2 separate regions of the Mus musculus genome follow, and region 2 is linked to region 1. A link is a loop called in an ENCODE intact Hi-C map of the cell type or tissue named here. Cell type or tissue: left cerebral cortex. All regions are shown on one strand. Each heading gives the region's core, and the rest is flanking DNA. Links, peaks and the distances in the headings are about the cores only. Region 1 holds the start of Cyp7b1 (cytochrome P450, family 7, subfamily b, polypeptide 1). Region 2 has its middle 100 kb from the start of Armc1.

Region 1 (9,223 bases), core at 2,787-7,786:
CCCATCCTTCCTATAATGATAACCTTAAGCTAAGCACTGCTACCCCTCTTTCCCCTGGAATGCTATGATGGCATCTGTGGTTAACAATCTCATGAAGCCATTGTCCTAGTAGGGAAAATGAATCCCCACCCCCAAAATCAAAGTGTCCTAAAAGCAGTGGTCGGCCCCTCTAGCTTCAGTTCCTAACATGGAAGGATCACTCTCTCCCACCAGTTTTGATGAATCTCTGATCTTGGCTCATGAAGAATAAGAGAAGGAAATGTGTGGCGGTGGGTAGGGGGACAAAGTTAAAACAGAAGACACAGTGGTAGACAGGCAAGGACAATAAACAACTTCTGGGTTGCCTTGTTCTCCCGGAGTTTTAGCAATTTTGTAGGTAAAACTAGCAACTGGCTTTGGAACATGCAGCATTCCTATAAAACATTATAGTACAAATGTTCTAGATAAAAGTGTTCAAAGGATAAAAACTGAATGTAACCACTGTGTGTATATCATCTCCTTGAGAATTAATTGGTAATGAAAACACAGTTGGATATTTTTATCATGTCAGGACTTAAAAGATTTCTACAAAGGGAGGTTTTTTCTCCTTTCTTCTCTCTCTCTTTCTCTCTTTCTTTCTTTCTTTCTTTCTTTCTTTCTTTCTTTCTTTCTTTCTTTCTTTCTCACTCGATCGATTGTTTGCTTTCCTCCTCCTCTTCCTTCTTCTTCTTCTTCTTCTTCTTCTTCTTCTTCTTCTTCTTCTTCTTCTTCTTCTTCTTCTTCTTCTTCTTCTTCTTCTCCTCCTCCTCCTCCTCCTCCTCCTCCTCCTCCTCCTCCTCCTCCTCCTCCTTCTCTCTCTCTCTCTCTCTCTCTCTCTCTCTCTCTCTCTCTATCTCTCTCTCCCTTCCATTCTTTCTTTTTCCCAAGACAGGGTTTCTCTGTATAGCCTTGGTTGTCCCGGAACTCACTCTATAGACCAGGCTGGCATTAAATTCACAGAGATTGGCCTGCCTCTGCCTCTGCCTCTGCCTCGCCTCCTGGGTGCTGGAATTAAAGACATTCAACGCCACTGTCCAGCCAGAAACTCTTAAATACAAAGTAAAATAGTAAAATAATTGCAGTAGATATGAAAGGGTCTGAAGTTCTACAAAGATTATAAGAAAAGGCTGAGGGTGTGGCTCAGTGGTAGAGTTTTTGCCTAGAACACACAGGGTGCTGTGGTCAATTCCAACTCTGGGGGTGGGCAGAAATAACTAAAAAGAAAACAAATTAGTAAAGAAGCTTTCAGAGATAACTCCATCAAAAGTTTATAGAAGTTGGATTTTTTTTTCTTTTTCAATGAACCTTTTGTTGTGGAAGTAGTTCAATGATAGAGTAAAGCCCTGGGTTTGACCCTCAGCAGCACTCTCCTCTGTTTCTTTCTCTCTCTCTCTCTCTCTCTCTCTCTCTCTCTCTCTCTCTCTCACACACACACACACACACACACACACACACACACACATTCAAAGTGGGGAGTAGAGTGAGAGACAGACAGACAAACACAGAAACAGAGTGAAAGACAGAGGAGAAATTAAAAATAGTGAAGCTTTATTTTCTTTATCCAACTAATGTAATCAAAATGAATTGTAATATCGACATCAGTAGTATGTAAGAGAACTTAATAGATCATTGGTAGTTATATAAATTATGACTGAGGGAGGTTTCACATCTATTACAACTCCAATATCCACACTAATCCAAGTGTGTGTGTGTGTGTGTGTGTGTGTGTGTGTGTGTGTTATTCTCTATGTTCATTTTCAGTGGCACCTAAAGCATACTATAAAGTGAGAAAAGTAAGTTGTAGTAGAGTGTGTTTTCCTGTGATTTATATCTGTGTATTACCAGTCATTCAGGCATATAACATACATAAGGCATTGAGAATATTTTGTTCTAGTCATATTTTCCCATTTACATGTCACATCAGACAGGACTTTCCTACAGTGATAAATTGTCCAGGTACAGAAAACAGAAGCCATTAGTCACATGGGCCTCTCTCATTAGTCACATAGGCCTCTCTGAGCTAGAACATCCTCTTATCTTTCCATAGTGCATGACAGTGTATATCAGCTGCTATGGGATGCAGTTCCCTATAGACCTGTATTGGAGTCTTTCTGGTATGAAGGAATTGACAACTGATGGCATGAACATTTCAGCAAATACTATTTAGTGAACAGAAAAAAACTGGCTTATTCAAAGAGCTTCTTGTGGAAAGCCTACCTTGCCTTTCTACCTCCCCGAGACATTATCCTGAGTTTCACAATCTGACTTGATTACCCTCAATGGTCTAGAATGAACTAGTTAGGTCCATCGATTCCTGCCCTGCATGTAAATGGAGACTGAAACAAATCACCTTCCTGTCTGCAAATCTGGAAGTGCAACTTAACTGGCATGGGGAGAAGCTGGAGCCTGTGTAGAATCACATGAGCTGAAGTTAAAGATCCAATCCCCTCCTGTGCTGAAGACTGCAGAAGAGGGACAGGAAAGCTCTGGAAAGTTCTCTCAAAGCTCAATGTGAGAAAGTGGAAATGCTATTATCTTGAGTATTTTTCAGTTGACATTTCAGAAGTGTGCAGATATGTGTGTGCAGTACAATTGTGTCATTGTCCCTAAAACCAGAGAAGTTATGACGCTCACTGATCCAAGTAAATACTGACAGATATTTAAATTGTAATTACTATTTTCCGCAAATCAATCTGCTTGGTTTACAAAAAACATGAAAACAGTGTAGGAAAAAAATAAGACACTGGTGGGAAAAGAAAATAAATTTGAAGTGAACAATTTTAGTTGTATTTCTCTACATCCATATTTCAAGCAGGATACTTAAGCCCTTCTGAGTTTTGCTGTTGTTACTGTTGTCCTGAGAAAAATAACAGGGCGAAGACATAACTATTATCACCTTTGCTCCTCACGAAAACTTGTGATAGCAAATACTGTTGTTTCTATTTTTTCCTAGTAAGGAAAATCAGGTAAACTGAGGCACAGAGCAGCACCTATATCCTGCACCTGCATTTTCTTAAAACATTTCTCTTTGAGCTAAATGAAATTCAAGAAAATTTTCTTCCTGAAATAGAGGGAACTCTGAGCTGCAACATATCCATGGGCCCACGAAAAGGCCATACTTGATGCTTAATGCAAACCTGAATAGCTACAGCCTGCGTGGTGCAACTCCATTCGGGCCTCTCAACTGTAGCCCGTGTGTGAGTGTGTGGAGGGTGAAAGAAGTCTTTATTAGGACATCCACTGGCTGCAGCAGATGCCAGTGTCCTGCAGCAAGGTTTTCCTGCACCCGCCATCCCTGCCGGACTCGGGTGTCCACGAGGTCGCGTGGCCGCGATCCCACGCATGCGTGGCCAGCCAGGCGCTTACCTGGTGCGCCGGGTAAGGAGGAACAGGGCCGAGAGCAGTAAGGTGGCGGCAAAGAGAAGGCCTAGGAGGGCGAGAGGCCCTGGCGAGGCGGCATCTAGGGTCGTGGCTCCCTGCATCCCGACGAGCTGGCGGCTCTGTAGGGAGCGATGGCTTCTGCACAGTGCCCTCTCTTCTAGACCAGAGGCTGTGGCCTGCCCGCTGCACAGAGCAGAATGTCACAGCGGCCCCCAAAGCTGAACTACAAAGTTAGTGGAGTCCCCTCCCCCCCGCCTCCCCCTGACCCAAGCGTTCCGCCTCGCACCGCCTCCCGCTCCGCTCCGCTCCGGTGACAGGAACCCTGCCAAGGAAGAGGGAAAGGATTAGGATTTCCCCAGATGGAGCCACAGAAGCCTGGGGGTTGGGGGGCGGGGGGGTGTTTTTGAGTCAGTCAGCAGTGAGCTCGCAGAAGAGACCCTGCCTGACTCCCTGCTCTCCCCACCCACTAGCCTTAGAAAGTGGCCCTGTGGCACAGGTCATCCTAAACAGCTGGCAGATACTGCAGTTTGTGCTCCCCATCACCTTCACCACCAGTGTCCACTGTGCTTAGATTGAGGTTGAGGGCATAATATATGCAAAGGTTCACACCAGAGGCAGAAGGCAGGGTCTTAACTGCCGACGCACAGCACAGAAAGAAGCCACAGGTAACACCAAGCTATGACACCAAGTCCACGTCCGTAGTGTACAGCACACTGTACAGGCAGAGAAGGAAGACATTCGAAAAGTATCTTCTCATGGGAGCTGCGGTAATGACTCAGCAGATACACCTGAAACATGAGGACAGGCGCCCTGCCTTAATAGAGAAAGTGAAAGTGGCTGAGGAAGAGAGAGACCTGATGCTAACTTCACAGGAGAGCCCCCATCCTACACACACCTTTTTTCCTGATTACCCATATTCAAGTTGTCTTGTAGACTTAGTTGATAAATATTTACGCATCTAATTAAATCCTACTCCAAAACCTCTATCTTATGCACTGGACAGGATACAGTTCCCACCCTCACCTATCCCCGAACAGTTACTGCTAACAACTTCAAATCTGGTCTCTGTGCCACTTACCATTTCACACAGATCTGTTTTTACCCTGTCTCAGTCTCAGAAAGAAAGTGATGAATACTCCATGTGCAATGAGAAGTGTTAACACCAAAGGCTTGCGGAAGAGACCACTGACCTGCATAAAATAAAGCAAGCTGTTTTTATTTGTTTTCATGGGCTCCTTCCTCCTAAGGTTGGGATCCAAGAGGTCAGCATTGGACATATGGAAGACAAGGTTTTTATACCCAGTGGTAGGGGGTTTCTGAATGGGAGTTACTGAGCAGAATATAACAAGATGGTCATAGCAAGATAGCTTTTGAAAGAAAGGCATGACTGCCATTTTCTGGAAGAAGCAGTGCAGAGCCATTTGTAGTTAAGGTTGCAGGTTACACATAGCCCAATTCTTAGGAAATAGACATTGAATCATAAAGAAATAAACTCAGCTGGTCTTTACTATAAGATGGCATTCTTAAGTGTAAGCCATGGATGATATGTGGTTTGTTGGATCTGTAAAAAAACAAAAAAACAAAAAAAAAAAAAATAAGGGCTGGTGAGATGGCTCAGTGGGTAAGAGCACCCGACTGCTCTTCAGAAGGTCCAGAGTTCAAATCCCAGCAACCACATGGTGGCTCACAACCACCCATAATGAGATCTGATGCCCTCTTCTGGTGCGTCTGAAGACAGCTACAGTGTACTTACATATAATAAATAAATAAATCTTTAAAAAAAGCATTTAAAAAATAAAATAAAATGTCTTCTTTTCAAAGACTATGAGATGAAGTGAACAGATATTAGTAGTAGATAAAAGAAAAGAAACTAGTTGATATGTGATTGTGGAGTAACAATGAGAGAATTTAATAATGGGTCCATATGGTTCCAATCTTTTGCTCATTCCCCAAAGCAAATGATATAGTAGGGGTTTGGTTTATGACAGATTCGGGGTTGATGTGAAAACGTAGTACAATGGAAACATACAGGAATCTCTAAGGGTGACCCTAGCAAAGATTCCTAGTAATAAAGAATATGGACCAGAACTGGCCCTCTTTCGTAACCAGATAAGGTTTCAAGTGGTGGGACTAATATATCAACTCAGCCACAAATCCTTCAACCCATGACCAGCAACCTCTACTGCCTGAAAGAAGTATTGGGTAATGGTGGCACAGAACTTATGGGAGTGGCCAACCACGATTAGTACAATTTAAGGTCCACACCACAAGAGGGAGCCTACATCCTCTGCTCTACTGCCTGGATGTTCAGGATAGCCCAGAGACCAAGGCTAGAACCAGACGTGACTAGCAAAAAAAAAAAAAAAAAAAAAAATCCTAGTGATGTCTGCTATACTCAGTGCCTAGCCCAATCATCAACAGAGAGGTTATCTCCAGCAACAACTGATGGGAGCAGATGCTTCGATTCATGCTCAAACATTAGATAAAGCTCAGGTAACTCTGAAGAAGAAAGTGGGGAAGGATAGTAGGAGCTAGAGGGGTCAAGGACACCAGGAGAACATGGTCCACAGAACCAACTAAGCAGGGTTCATAGGGGCTCACAGAGACCAAAGCTGTACACAAAGCTGTACACAAAGGCTGTACAGGTATGATTTAGGTTCTCTGCATATAGGTTATGGTTGTTAGCTTGTTGCTCTTGAAGGAGTCCTAATAGTGAGGGTGAGGGCTGTCTCTCACTCTTGCCTGCTCTTGGAACCCTTTTCCTCCTACTGGTTGTCTTGTCCAACCTTGATATGAGGGTTGTGTCTACCCTTATTCTAACTTGTTGTAGTGTTTTGTAGATATCCCAGGAAGCCTTTTCTTTTCTGAAGAGACATAGAGTAGGAGTAAATCCTGAGAGGGAGATGAGGGAGGAGGAACTAGGAAGAGTTGAGGGAGAGGAAAGGTTATGAGTTCAAGACAAACAAACTGAATTCTTGTCTTTAAATAAATCAATGATATAACAGGTAAAAGACTGATGGACAGGCAAAGGTACACAACCAATATCGAGTGTAGTTCAATTTAAACCTCTGTTTTGAATATAAAGTACAATTGTAGGTAAGATCTGAATGTATTATTTTGAAACAGCTTTTTAAAATGGTGGAACAGATGGGTCCCATTGTCTCCAAAGGAAGGGAAGCCTTGGTGAGCTTTTATTTCTTGTCTAACAGTTTGGCATTGATTGTGCACAGTTGAGGTTTGAATACTCTGGTTTATAGATTCACAATCCCGACTAACAATTCATTCTTGTGATCTGACCCAACTTTCCATGCCAAGTCCTGAGACTCGTACTCTCTGTCCCCAGCGGACACCGGAATTTCAACAGTTCGATTATTCTCCAAACCTGGATTTCTGAGAAGAGTATGCATTTCTACCTGCATGTGTTACTCAGTAACAACCACTCACTTCCATCCGGCTCCCTGGCCACCTCTGTTCACCGGTGGAACATTTTTAGGTCGAAAATATTTTCTTGAGATTGGGCTGAACTGATGCTCGGAAAAGTGTTAATTGACCAAAATAATGTACAAAGACTCTGAAAAGATAATTAAGTTTATTGTAGAATATCAGAGCATTGCAAGATGAGTCCACATGTCAGTGGCCTATGCAGAGAATTAAATACAGTGCTGTGAACAATAATCTTTAGCTACAGTGATTGAAAACAAAGGAGATGTCATGCCAAGTTCACAACATTGTATACCTATACTTTGTGTGTATGTGTGTTTCTGAGAGTTAGAGGCTTTTGTGAGCTGTTCCTGTTATGGAGCAACAATTCTCCAAGAACTTTGTAAAGCTCACACAACTACTGGGAGGTATGTTAGAATTCTACCCTCCTGCAGAAATTCCCTAAATTTATATTTAAGTTCAAATTTCAATTGCAATGATAAAATACCACTACCAAAAGCAACTTTCACTTCCACTTCTATATAACAGTCCATCACTGAGTGACGACAGGTCAGAAATCAAGGCAGAGCAGGAACCTGTTGGCAGGAGCTGATGCAGATGTCATAGAGGGTGCTGCTTACTGGCCATATGGCTTGCTCAGTCTACTTTCTTATAGATCCAAGGACCAGGTGCTCAGGGGTGCCACTGTCCACAGTCATCTGGGCCGTCCACATTAATCATCAATCAAGAAAAAATACCATAGGCTTGCCCACAGGCTAGTCTGTGGCCTTCCAATTGAATTCAATTTTAATTGAATTACATCTTCCCAAATGATTCTAGTTGTTGTCAACATGACATAGAAGTATGCATTATTTTATTTAGAATTTGACAAAGAATGGTCTTGTTTTAATTCTGACAAATTTCACAGATACTACTCAGAGAATACTCAACATTTTATGTATCTAGTCCTCCTGGATAATATGCATGTAGGATCGATTGTTTATCTATAGCACAGTTTAGTCTTTCTGAATCTCCTCTTCTACTAGATTTTTGTCTTCAAATATCATATTTCTCTTAGCTTTTAAATTGTGTTTTATTTTAAATGGTGTTCTATTCTGGAGCTAAGGAAATGACCACTGAGGGGAAATCTGAAGGATCACATAAAGAAATGTCAACAGACCTCTGAAGCCTCACAGCTGGTAGGCATGTAGGTCTCTTGTAGTGACCTACAGAGAAAGTGAGAGTCTGTGCATATCCAATAGCTAAGCTGGGCTGTGAAGGGTAAACTGAAGAGACCCAGGTCTGTACATTTGAACCTAAGTAAATGGTGGAAGATTGGGGAAGCTGTGGGTCAGCTGATGAACAGAAAGACTATCTAGACATGATAGGCAGAAGGAAAACTGGTGTGATGGCTAGTTTTATGTCAATTTGATACAAGCTATGGTGATTTGCAAAGAAGAACATTTAATTTAGATTGTACCCACTAGATTGTTCTGTGGCTAAGACCCTGATGTATTTTCTTGATTGATGATTAATATGGAAGGTCACAGATCTCTGTAGTTGGAGTCACTCCTAGGCTGGTGGTGCTGGGTGGGTGATGTTATTAGAAAGCAGGCTGAGCAACCCAGAAGGAGCAAGCCAGTAAGCAGGACCCCTACACTGGCAGCTCAGGACCAGTTGTTGTCTATAGGGTCCTGCTTTGAGTTCCCTCCTTGACTTTTCTGGTGATGGACTACTACTTTTCCTCCCAAGAAGATTTTTATCCTTGTGTTTTATCATAGCAATAGAAACCTTAACTGAGACACTCAGCAAGTCCAAGACACAGAGGGAAGTGTCATGTTTATATGATTAGAGCCAAACAATCTTCCAGTTTCATCACTGGCCTCATTAGTTCATTTCATGAATTTGCAATTATCTAGGTGTGAATACAGTTGAGACACCCATCTTTAGGAATTATTTACATATCTTGAATTTTAAAAAGTGATATATACTCTTTTCCATTTCTAAACTGACAATGAAAATTATAATCCTAAAATAGGTTCAAAGAGTATTACTGGCATATTTTAGCTATTGATAATTTAAAATAAAATTGGATTATCACCATTCTTCACGTATCAAAGAAATGTGCTCTAAACACAGTGACAATTTCCTGCCCACCATTATTAATTTTAAAATACAGGAGTAAGCTCTTCACAACCAGAAATTTTACATCGTTCCATTTTTTTCCTTGAACTCATATTTTCATCCCATTTCTCCACAACACTTTATCCTACCATAATATACTTGTATGCTTGGAGAGTTTTATTGATAACATTTTATATCTTTCTGTAATAAAATTTTGTATATAAATTGAAATTAATTTTTATATTCTCTGTTACCATATGAACAATTATCATTTTATCTG
Region 2 (9,223 bases), core at 2,844-7,843, 820 kb after region 1:
CAAGGTCAATGAGAACCAAAGGTACTCTTCCCAAAGTCACATGGGAAAGAAATAGAGACATCTCTGTAACTGAAAAGTCTAAGCTATCTCCTGTGAATTCAGCGTCATGTGTCCGTGGCTCCTTTGAATGTCTCCCTAATTATACCATCTCAGGGCTCTGTCCTGCCTTGCTCAATTTCACATTGTTTTTTTTAAGATATTTTCTTTATTTACATTTCAAATGCTATCCCGAAAGTCCCCTATACCCTCCCCCTGCCCTGCTCCCCTACCTACCCACTCCCACTTCTTGGCCCTGGAATTCCCCTGTACTGGAGCATATAAAGTTTGCAAGACCAATGATGGGCGACTATGTCATCTTCTGCTACATATGCAGCTAGAGACTCGAGCTCTGGGGGGTACTGGTTAGTTCATATTGTTGTTCCTCCTATAGGGTTGCAGAACCCTTTAGCTCCTTGGGTGCTTTCTCTAGCTCCTCCATTGAGGGCCCTGTGTTCCATCCAATAGCTGACTGTGAGCATCCACGTCTGTATTTGCCAAGCACTGGCCTAGCCTCACAGGGAACAGCTGTATCAGGGTCCCTTATCTCCTTGTACAAAGCTCAAATCTAAGTGGATCAAAAACCTCCACATAAAACCAGAGACACTGAAATGTATAGAGGAGAAAGTGGGGAAAAGCCTCGAAGATATGGGCACAGGGGAAAAGTTCCTAAACAGAACAGCAGTAGCTTGTGCTGTAAGATCAAGAATTGACAAATGGGACTTCATAAAATTGCAAAGCTTCTGTAAGGCAAAAGACACTGTCAATAAGACAAAAAGGCCACCAACAGATTGGGAAAGGATTTTTACCAATCCTAAATCTGATAGGGAACTAATATCCAATATATACAAAGAGCTCAAGAAGCTGGACTCCAGAAATTCAAATAACCCCACTAAAAAATGGGGTACAGAACTAAACGAAGAATTCTCAACTGAGGAATACTGAATGGCTGAGAAGCACCTTTAAAAATGTTCAACATCCTTAATCAATTTCACATTCTTAAAATGTGGCTGGCAATGGACACAAAGCAGGGCCTAAGCAAGTTCTGTTGAATAAGAAAGATGAGGAGCAGCAGCTTCTGGGGGCACGAAGGTTTCCTTTGTGAAGGTAAAGCTGTCCACTATGGATGGACGGCGGCATCTGTTGCATGACCTGTTCAGAAAACGGTCAGGAAGTTTATTTGTCACCTAGTCGTTTACAATGACAAAAGCAGAAGGAATTTCATCATGTCCTTTAGTCATCTAAATGCCTGATTTATATATCTCTCCCTATCTCTGTTCTGCCCAAAATTTGTTCCCAAGCAGGAACAAAAAATTACCTCCAATCCTGTTGGGATACTTGGAGGACAAGGTCTAGAAATCCTTGCCAACCATGTTTGCATCACCCATGGTCCAGAAATCTCACCTAAAACATCCACATAACCATGATACAGCAGGATACCACCTGAAGTCCAAGGGTGCCTAGGCATCTTCAAGGAGCTCATTGGTTTACGGGATTCGAGGTGTCCTGTCTCCTCTCCTCATCAAGTCAAGCAACTCATGAGATCAGCTACCTAGTGTTTCTGCCTGGTTCCCCCTTATTTTCGTTTCTAAGTGATGGAAAGACAACCAGCATCTCTTCAAAAGCACCAACCCAAAGCCTTCAGGTCACATGGAATTCTCCCTCCATCCCAGACACAACACTGAATTGGTTGCCAAATTTTATTGATGTTTGCCATAACTATTTCCCACAACTTTCTCTCTTGCTGTTCTCCTTTTTTCCCCTATAAACTCACTCTTCTTGCTGACACGGGCAATTTTCTGCTTGAAACAGGCAGTTTCACTCTTTAAACCATAATGGAGTCCTACAGGCCTTGAGGACAGGTTAGGAGTCTTTGGAGCCAAGAGAGGGCCTGCTTATGGGATGGTTAGATGGCATTTGAACAAGGAGCTCAGGCTGCACCAGATGGACAGAACACATAGACCATCCAGAGAGGGAGGAGGGCTGGCCCTATGGGACCTCGCAAGCCAGAAACGACATGGAAAGCCACTTCTGGTTTCCAGTGGAGCAGTAGAAAGGTTTGGCTTTTCAGAGGCTCCTGGGAGCTACTGGGTGAAGAGAGAGATAGTGGGCAGGCAGGAGGGCCATGAGGAATGGCTGCAGTCCTAGAAACACAGTGCAGAGCTCCGAGGCAGACGGTGCTGTATACACAGGCTCTCCCAGGCCGTTCTCTTCGCTGTTCTTCCCATGCCCTATCTTTTAAGTTTCTTCTGCTTCTCTACTCAGCCTTTTAGGAGGTCTCTCAGAGCCAGTTACAGTGTGAATGCCTGCAGCCTCAGCCATGCTAGAGGCTGCTGCAGAAGGATCAGTTGAGCCCAGGGTTTTAAGGCTGGTCTTGGCAAATAGTGAGGTCTCATCTCTAAAACAAAAAAATGTCTTCATTCCTTGGAGCCATACTAGGGAGATGCACTATCAGGAAACACTGCCAAGGTCACTTTCAATACGCATACAGAATCTCTGTCGTTGTGTGCTTTCTCCATCTGCTCCAGGCTGACCCTGTTCAAACACCATCTCCCCATCTCATGAGAAGGCCTTACCTGGACTCTCACTAGAACACAAAACTCCCCATGGCCTCTACTTTCCACTCTTCTTTGGGGCCCAGGTTCATTCCTTTGCCTATCAGCCTTCCCTACGCACTGAAGATCGTTCCCTGATGGTACTCATTGTCAATTTTGCTCAGCCACAAAAACAATTCACTCACCTGCCTCACTTGTCACCATTACTGACTGCAGAGTTCTTCCTTCTGCCCTGACTACTTAAACTTCACCAAGACACAATACTACAGCTATAGCAGACAGAAAGTGTGTAGATCCCCTTCATGTGCATGCTACTCACAAGACCATAACATTGCTGTTTGCTAAGTCACAAGGCACTTGGAACCTTAATGTTGCCTTAGACACCAAACACACAATGGGAGTACAGTCTACTCTACAACACTTCCAGCAATTAAAGCCAGAACACAAACAGATGCTTTTGTGTGAACATTGGAGTGTAAAGAGAGCTTTTTCTAAGCGTGATAAATAACAACAAAAGGCCGCTCAGCGCACAGAAGCACTGGGCCACAGCACTGAGTACAGGAATCCAGAGAGTTGAAAACGAGCTCTGTAAGTTCTGAGCCTTGACATCTTGGATCTGAATTTCCGCGGGTGTGCTGAAAGGCTCTCTGAAAGGTTTGTGCCAGTGGCCTCCCGGAGTGGCTGGGATGAGAAAGGCCAGGAGCACCGCTAAAGGCGCCTGCCACAGTCACCAGCTGCATGAGGCCTGAGTGCCCCCAGGCAAACAGACAAGCTCCGCTGGACCGGCAGACAAGCAGTCTCAGAGGCCCTCTTCCCCTGCACAAAGCACTGCTTCCCCTACTTCAAACCCTCAGCTCCTTAAAACTCCCACACCATGGAGAAATCTAAGGAAAGCAGGGGTTCCCCGGAGAGCCCAGATTTCAGGCCTGCTGGCTGTGCAGATAAAAGCCAGCAAAGGAGTACCCTGCACCAGCGCCTGTCCAAGCTCCTAGAGACTTCCCTGTACGGATGGACAGCCCTTTCAAGGATGGAGGGAGTTCTCAAATTATCCCTGCTGTGGAGAAGCTGAACCTCTATGTGGCTAGCCAGCGGGGCCAAGTACCAACTTCACCTGACAATGTAAGAAAGAAAGGAGAGTTCCATTAACATGTTCTTGTTTGATATTCTCTGTCTACAACGTAATCGCTTGCTTTCATTAGTTATTTCACTGGTGGTTCCACATTTTGAAAAAAAAAAGAAAAAGAAAAAGGGAGTTAGATTTTAAGTACATAACTAAATACACAAAATCGTTTCCTTCGGCGTTTTTACCATAGCAAAAACAAAAAACAAAAACCTGCCACCTATCAGCAGCACCCCTGGAGAACTCCGTGTCACCAGCAGGGAACTCTGCACTTGTGGAAGATGCCTATGGCTGAGTGAAATTTAAACAGGAACTGCAGAGCAGTATCAGTGAAGTCTCCTTTTGTTTAAAGATATGCACCTTTATCTTGGTTTTGGAATAATCTCCAGAAGGATAGCTACAAGCTTCCCAGGGGAGATTGTGGGAAAGTGTATTTCCTGTTTTGTTCACTTCTGTATAAAAAACAAAACAAAAACAAAAACAAAAAAAAAAAAAGACTTTCAACAAGCATCCTATATTTATACAAACAAAAATCCATGTTCAGAGGGGTGTGTGTGTGTGTGTGTGTGTGTGTAAGTTCCTAAGCTGGGGAACAAAGAACTCTAATGTAACAAGTAGTGGATAACGATGTCTTATTTGTTACTATAGTATCTATAGAACATACTATTGTCACTTCATAAGAAGTTCATGACCCTAAAGTTAGAAAATCCAGGTCATTAACAGAAATGCAGCCTCTTTGCTTCAGTGGGGAAAAAACAAAACCCTGCCACAGTCTATTGTTAAGTCCTCACTGGGGAAACTTGAGAGCAGACCCCACAACGTGGGGTGTGAAGTGAGTCCAGGTGAGAACTGCAGAGGGACAAGTCCTCCACAGCCCAGTCTCCTCTGGCCCTCCCACTCTCTCCTCAAGGCTGGCCCTGATACCTACAAATCACTTCTTTCCCCCTTCCTTCCCCTTTAGCGGTGCTCCTGGCCTTTCTCATCCCAGCCACTCCGGGAGGCCACTGGCACAAACCTTTCAGAGAGCCTTTCAGCACACCCGCGGAAATTCAGATCCAAGATGTCAAGGCTCAGAACTTACAGAGCTCGTTTTCAACTCTCTGGATTCCTGTACTCAGTGCTGTGGCCCAGTGCTTCTGTGCGCTGAGCGGCCTTTCTTTCCTGTTCTGTGTGGTGGGGCCAGCTGGTTGTAAATTATGGAATCTGCTGGAAGGGGAGGAGCGAGGGATGGAAGATATATAGTGCCCAGGTGTATTGCTCCTCAGCTGATCACCTGGGAAATGCTCAGTGAGATGCCCACCACCACCACCACCACCACCACCACCCCGTGGAGAGCTGCACACCGCTACACCGCCACATCTAACTGTTCTAAACACAGCCTACAAGGAAACTAACTTTAATAAAGAAAATAAAACACTCTTTGTTTCTGACAGAAATCACCGCGAGCTCTGACTGGCCACTCTGCTGAGAAAGAACTAAGTCACTAGGGTTCATTTTTATTTTTATTATTATTATTTTTATTTTTTTTCCTACTGCACTTGTAGCAATCCTGTAGAGGAGAAATTTAAATGAGCATTTCTCTGCTGCCATCTTGTGGTTTGTCTAGGAAAAGCACCAAAAGCCTGGTCGACCTCAACCTTGCCAATAAACAAGAAAGAAAAGGTCTTTTTGATTACTTAAAGTCATTTATTTGATAGAACAAAGTATAAGTTAATCTATGTAGCAAACCATTTATAATATATAACCCTACCAAGAAAAATGTTTATGCCTACCAGCGAAATGGCTCAGTAATAGCAAGCATTGCTGCCAAGGCCTGAGATGGTAGGAGATGGACTCACACAAGTTGTTCTCTGACCTCCCAATGCACACTGTGGCATACATACACATATACGCGCACGCACATCCAGGGACATGTGCACACACATACACGTGTATGCACATACACACACACTAAAAGTAAAGAATGCATCATCTGGAGAACTAAGGACATGCTGAAAACACTGCAGTTCTGCTTTACCTCCTCACCTCTCCTTCACAGCAAATCTGGAAAGCATGCGGGTTTCCCGTGGGGAGGAACGCAGCAGAATCTTCAAGGGAAGCTCTGTGTGCTCTTCAGAATCCCATGAGTGGGACCTGAGGCTCAGCGTCCACTCATTCGCACAGTGCATATACCTTTCACTCCTCGGGCACAGCATCAAGACAAGTGGAAGAGTGGATAAACATACGCCTATGTTTATAATTCAGATGGCTCAGTAGAGGAGGAGGAGAGGAGGGACCATGCCTGCTGCCACTCTGAAACTCTACTCTGTTAGGCTCCATATGATAGATATATAGACTATTGGCTAGACCGAGAGAGGGTTGCATCACACACATGAGGGGGAAAAGACACCTAGTTTAATTAAAATTTCAGATAAACAACAATTGAATATGTTTATATGAAAAAATATCCTTGTGTTATTTATTAAAAATTTAAATTGCTAGCAAATGTCTTATACTTTATCTGAAACCCTCGCCTTTCCTTACCTATTGCCAGTAGAAAAAAATAATATCTCATCCACATGAAAATAAACAAATTGGTTGTTCTTTCTAACATAAACCTATGATACATTAGTAACTAAAATAAAATTGAATAAGAATACCTACCATATATTAGGAAAAGAATAAGGAATGATAGAATGGTATAACTGAAGGTCAGTTCGGCCATGCAGATTTCTGGTGAGTGTCTCCACAGACAACACCACACTAAACTTGAGTAGAAGAACAAGATGGAGCCCTGTTCTCCAAACAGAACAAAGAAGCAGAGTGAAGCTAAAGCCGGTGGTATAAGCAACAATAGAGAAAATGGATGTCAGGCAGCATCTGTTTCTCAGCCTTCATACAGTCTGCAAGCACTGGCTATCAGGGGGCAATAATTAGGCAAGGTATGATCCAGTTTTCTGTCTACAATAAAACACCTGAGGAAATTCACTAATACAGTGATGCTCCCAACCAAAATCAAATTGCCCAAAACAACAGCAAGACACTGCTTTGGGAGCACTTGGGAAAGCAAACTGTTTATGCCAGCATCTGGGAAGCAAGTGAAGAAAGGGTTAAAAAGGAATTCTTTCCCATTGCTCTTCCTCATGGATGGGTACCCATCACCACTCCACCCCTGGAATCCACTCTTTTAACATGACATGCAACCTTTCAGAAATCATTTTATGTTAGTAGTGGTACTGGCTGGGAATTGAACCCAGGACTTTACATGCGATAAGCACACAATTTACCACTGAGCTCCACCCCAACTCATGCACTGATAAACATCCAAACCTCTATTTGTTACCTGCAAAACAGTATGTCAAACTGAAAGCAATCAGAGGAAGCTTGTCCAAGAGTTTTGCTTTATGAAACAGAGGCCACAGCCCCAGAGCCAGTAGCCAGTGCTGGTCTACACCCCATCTAGGGTTTTTTTCTGGATGCTGCCTCCTTAGTTGAGGTCTGACCATGAAATGGACTATTTTTTTATATTCTTGGTATAGATTTATTTGCAGCTCAGTGAAGTGGCATTACTAAACGTCAGCAATGACTAAGCACACTTGAAAGTGGTTTCAGAAAATGTCATTAATGGGGTATGCACTCACTTCCTTGCTCCTTCGCCTATCCTTCTGTGGAGCACAGATCTGATATGTGGATTCCTGGAAACCATTTGGATCACGAATGTTTGTGCCACTTTCTAGGGAAAGTGGAAGATGCCATCAGATCAAGTCTTAGTGGTTAAAATTCCTTACTTCATGTGAGGGAGTGACATACGTTTATTGCTTTTGTAGAACAGGATTTTAATATTTTCAACTGTTAGCATTTAACAAACAGAATATTTTAAGATATATTTCATTGTTATGTCTCCCTTTTCATTTCTGATTTTATTAATTTGGATACTGTCTCTGTGCCCTCTGGTTAAGCCCGCTAAGGGTTTGTCTATCTTGTTGATTTTCTCAAAGAACCAGCTCCTGGTTTGGTTGATTCTTTGAGTAGTTCTTTTTGTTTATATTTGGTTGATATTTTGTTTCAGCCCTGAGTTTGATTATTTCCTGCCATCTACTCCTCTTGGGTATATTTGCTTCTTTTTGTTCTAGAGCTTTCAGGTGTGCTGTCAAGCTGCTAGTGTATGTTCTGTCTAGTTTCTTTTTGGCAGCACTCAGAGCTCTGAGTTTTCCTCTTAGGACTGCTTTCATTGTGTTCCATAAGTTTGGGTATGTTGTGGCTTCATTTTCATTAAACTCTAAAAGGTCTTTAATCTCTTTCTTTATTTCTTCCTTGTCCAAGTTATCATTGAGTGGAACATTGTTCAGCTTCCATGTGTATGTGTGCTTTCCATAGTTTTTGTTGGAATTTAAGACCAGCCATAGTTTGTGATAATCTGATAAAATGCATGGGGTTATTTCCAACTTCTTGTATCTGTTGAGGCCTGTTTTATGACCAATTAAATGGTCAGTTTTGGAGAAGGTACCATGAGGTGCTGAGAAAAAGGTATACCCTTTTGTTTTAGAATAAAATGTTTAATAAATATCTGTTAGATCCATTTGGTTCATAGCTTCTGTTAGTTTCACTGTATCTCTGTTTAGTTTCTGTTTGCATGATCTGTCCATTGCTGAAAGTGGGGTGTTGAAGTCTCCCACTATTATTGTGTGTGATGTGATGTGTGCTTTGAGCTTTAGTAAAGTTTCTTTTATGAATGTTGGTGCCCTTGCATTTGGAGCATAGATATTCATAATTGAGAGTTCATCTTGGTAGATTTTTCCTTTGACCAGTATTAAGTGTCCTTCCTTATCCTTTTTGGTAACTTTTGGTAGAAAGTCGGTTTTATTTGATATTAGAATGGCTACTCCAGCTTGTTTCTTGGGACCATTTGCTTGGAAAATTGTTTTCCAACCTTTTACACTGAGGTAGTGTCTGTCTTTTCACTGAGGTGAGTTTCCTATATGCAGCAAAATGCTGGGTTCTATTTACGTATCCAGTCTGTCAGTCTATGTCTTTTTATTGGGGTATTGAGTCCATTGATTTTAAGAGATATTGAGAAAAAGTGATTGCTACTACTTCCTGTTTTTCTTGTTAGAGATGGAATTATATTTGTGTGGCTGACTTCTTTGGGGTTTGTTGAAAGATTACTTTCTTGCTTTTTCTAGGGCGTAGTTTCCCTCCTTGTATTGCTATTTTCCATCTATTATCCTTTGTAGGGCTGGATTTATGGAAAGATATTGTGTAAATTTGGTTTTGTCGTGGAATATCTTGTTTTCTCCATTTATGGTAATTGAGAGTTTTGCTGGGTATAGTAGCCTGTGTTCTCTTAGGGTCTGTATGACATCTGCCCAGAATCATCTGGCTTTTATAGTCTCTGGTGAGAAGTCTGGTGTAATTCTAATAGGTCTGCCTTTATATGTTACTTGACCTTTTTCCCTTACTGCTTTAATAATATTTCTTGGTGTTTTGATTATTATGTGTCGGGAGGAATTTCTTTTTTCCTATCTATTTGGAG

Evidence for each region. Hi-C counts contacts between places; a loop is a spot of excess contacts. Peaks named below come from ENCODE experiments on the same cell type or tissue, not always from the same donor. Only the 100,000 strongest peaks of a DNase experiment are listed, where the experiment ranks them.
Region 2: it touches region 1 in a loop (3-fold over the local background); 3 of 42 quality-filtered maps call a loop at or near these places.

The regions. Positions count from the first base shown.
Region 1 is chr3:18,239,704-18,248,926 of GRCm38, forward strand. Cyp7b1 (cytochrome P450, family 7, subfamily b, polypeptide 1) reads right to left here and starts at 3,635. Exons shown (of 6, transcript NM_007825.4): 1 at 3,385-3,635. The coding sequence starts at 3,500. In left cerebral cortex, for the core only: CTCF peaks have their summits at 5,053 and 5,651 (motif pointing right); DNase peaks (open chromatin) are centred at 3,341, 3,676, 4,058, 4,675 and 1 more place; H3K4me3 peaks cover 1,672 bases; H3K27ac peaks cover 1,457 bases.
Region 2 is chr3:19,057,094-19,066,316 of GRCm38, forward strand. No RefSeq gene overlaps it. Among named protein-coding and RNA genes, the nearest start is that of Armc1, 100 kb to the right of the region's middle. In left cerebral cortex, for the core only: CTCF peaks have their summits at 3,946 and 5,312 (motif pointing left); DNase peaks (open chromatin) are centred at 3,467, 4,616, 4,890 and 5,290.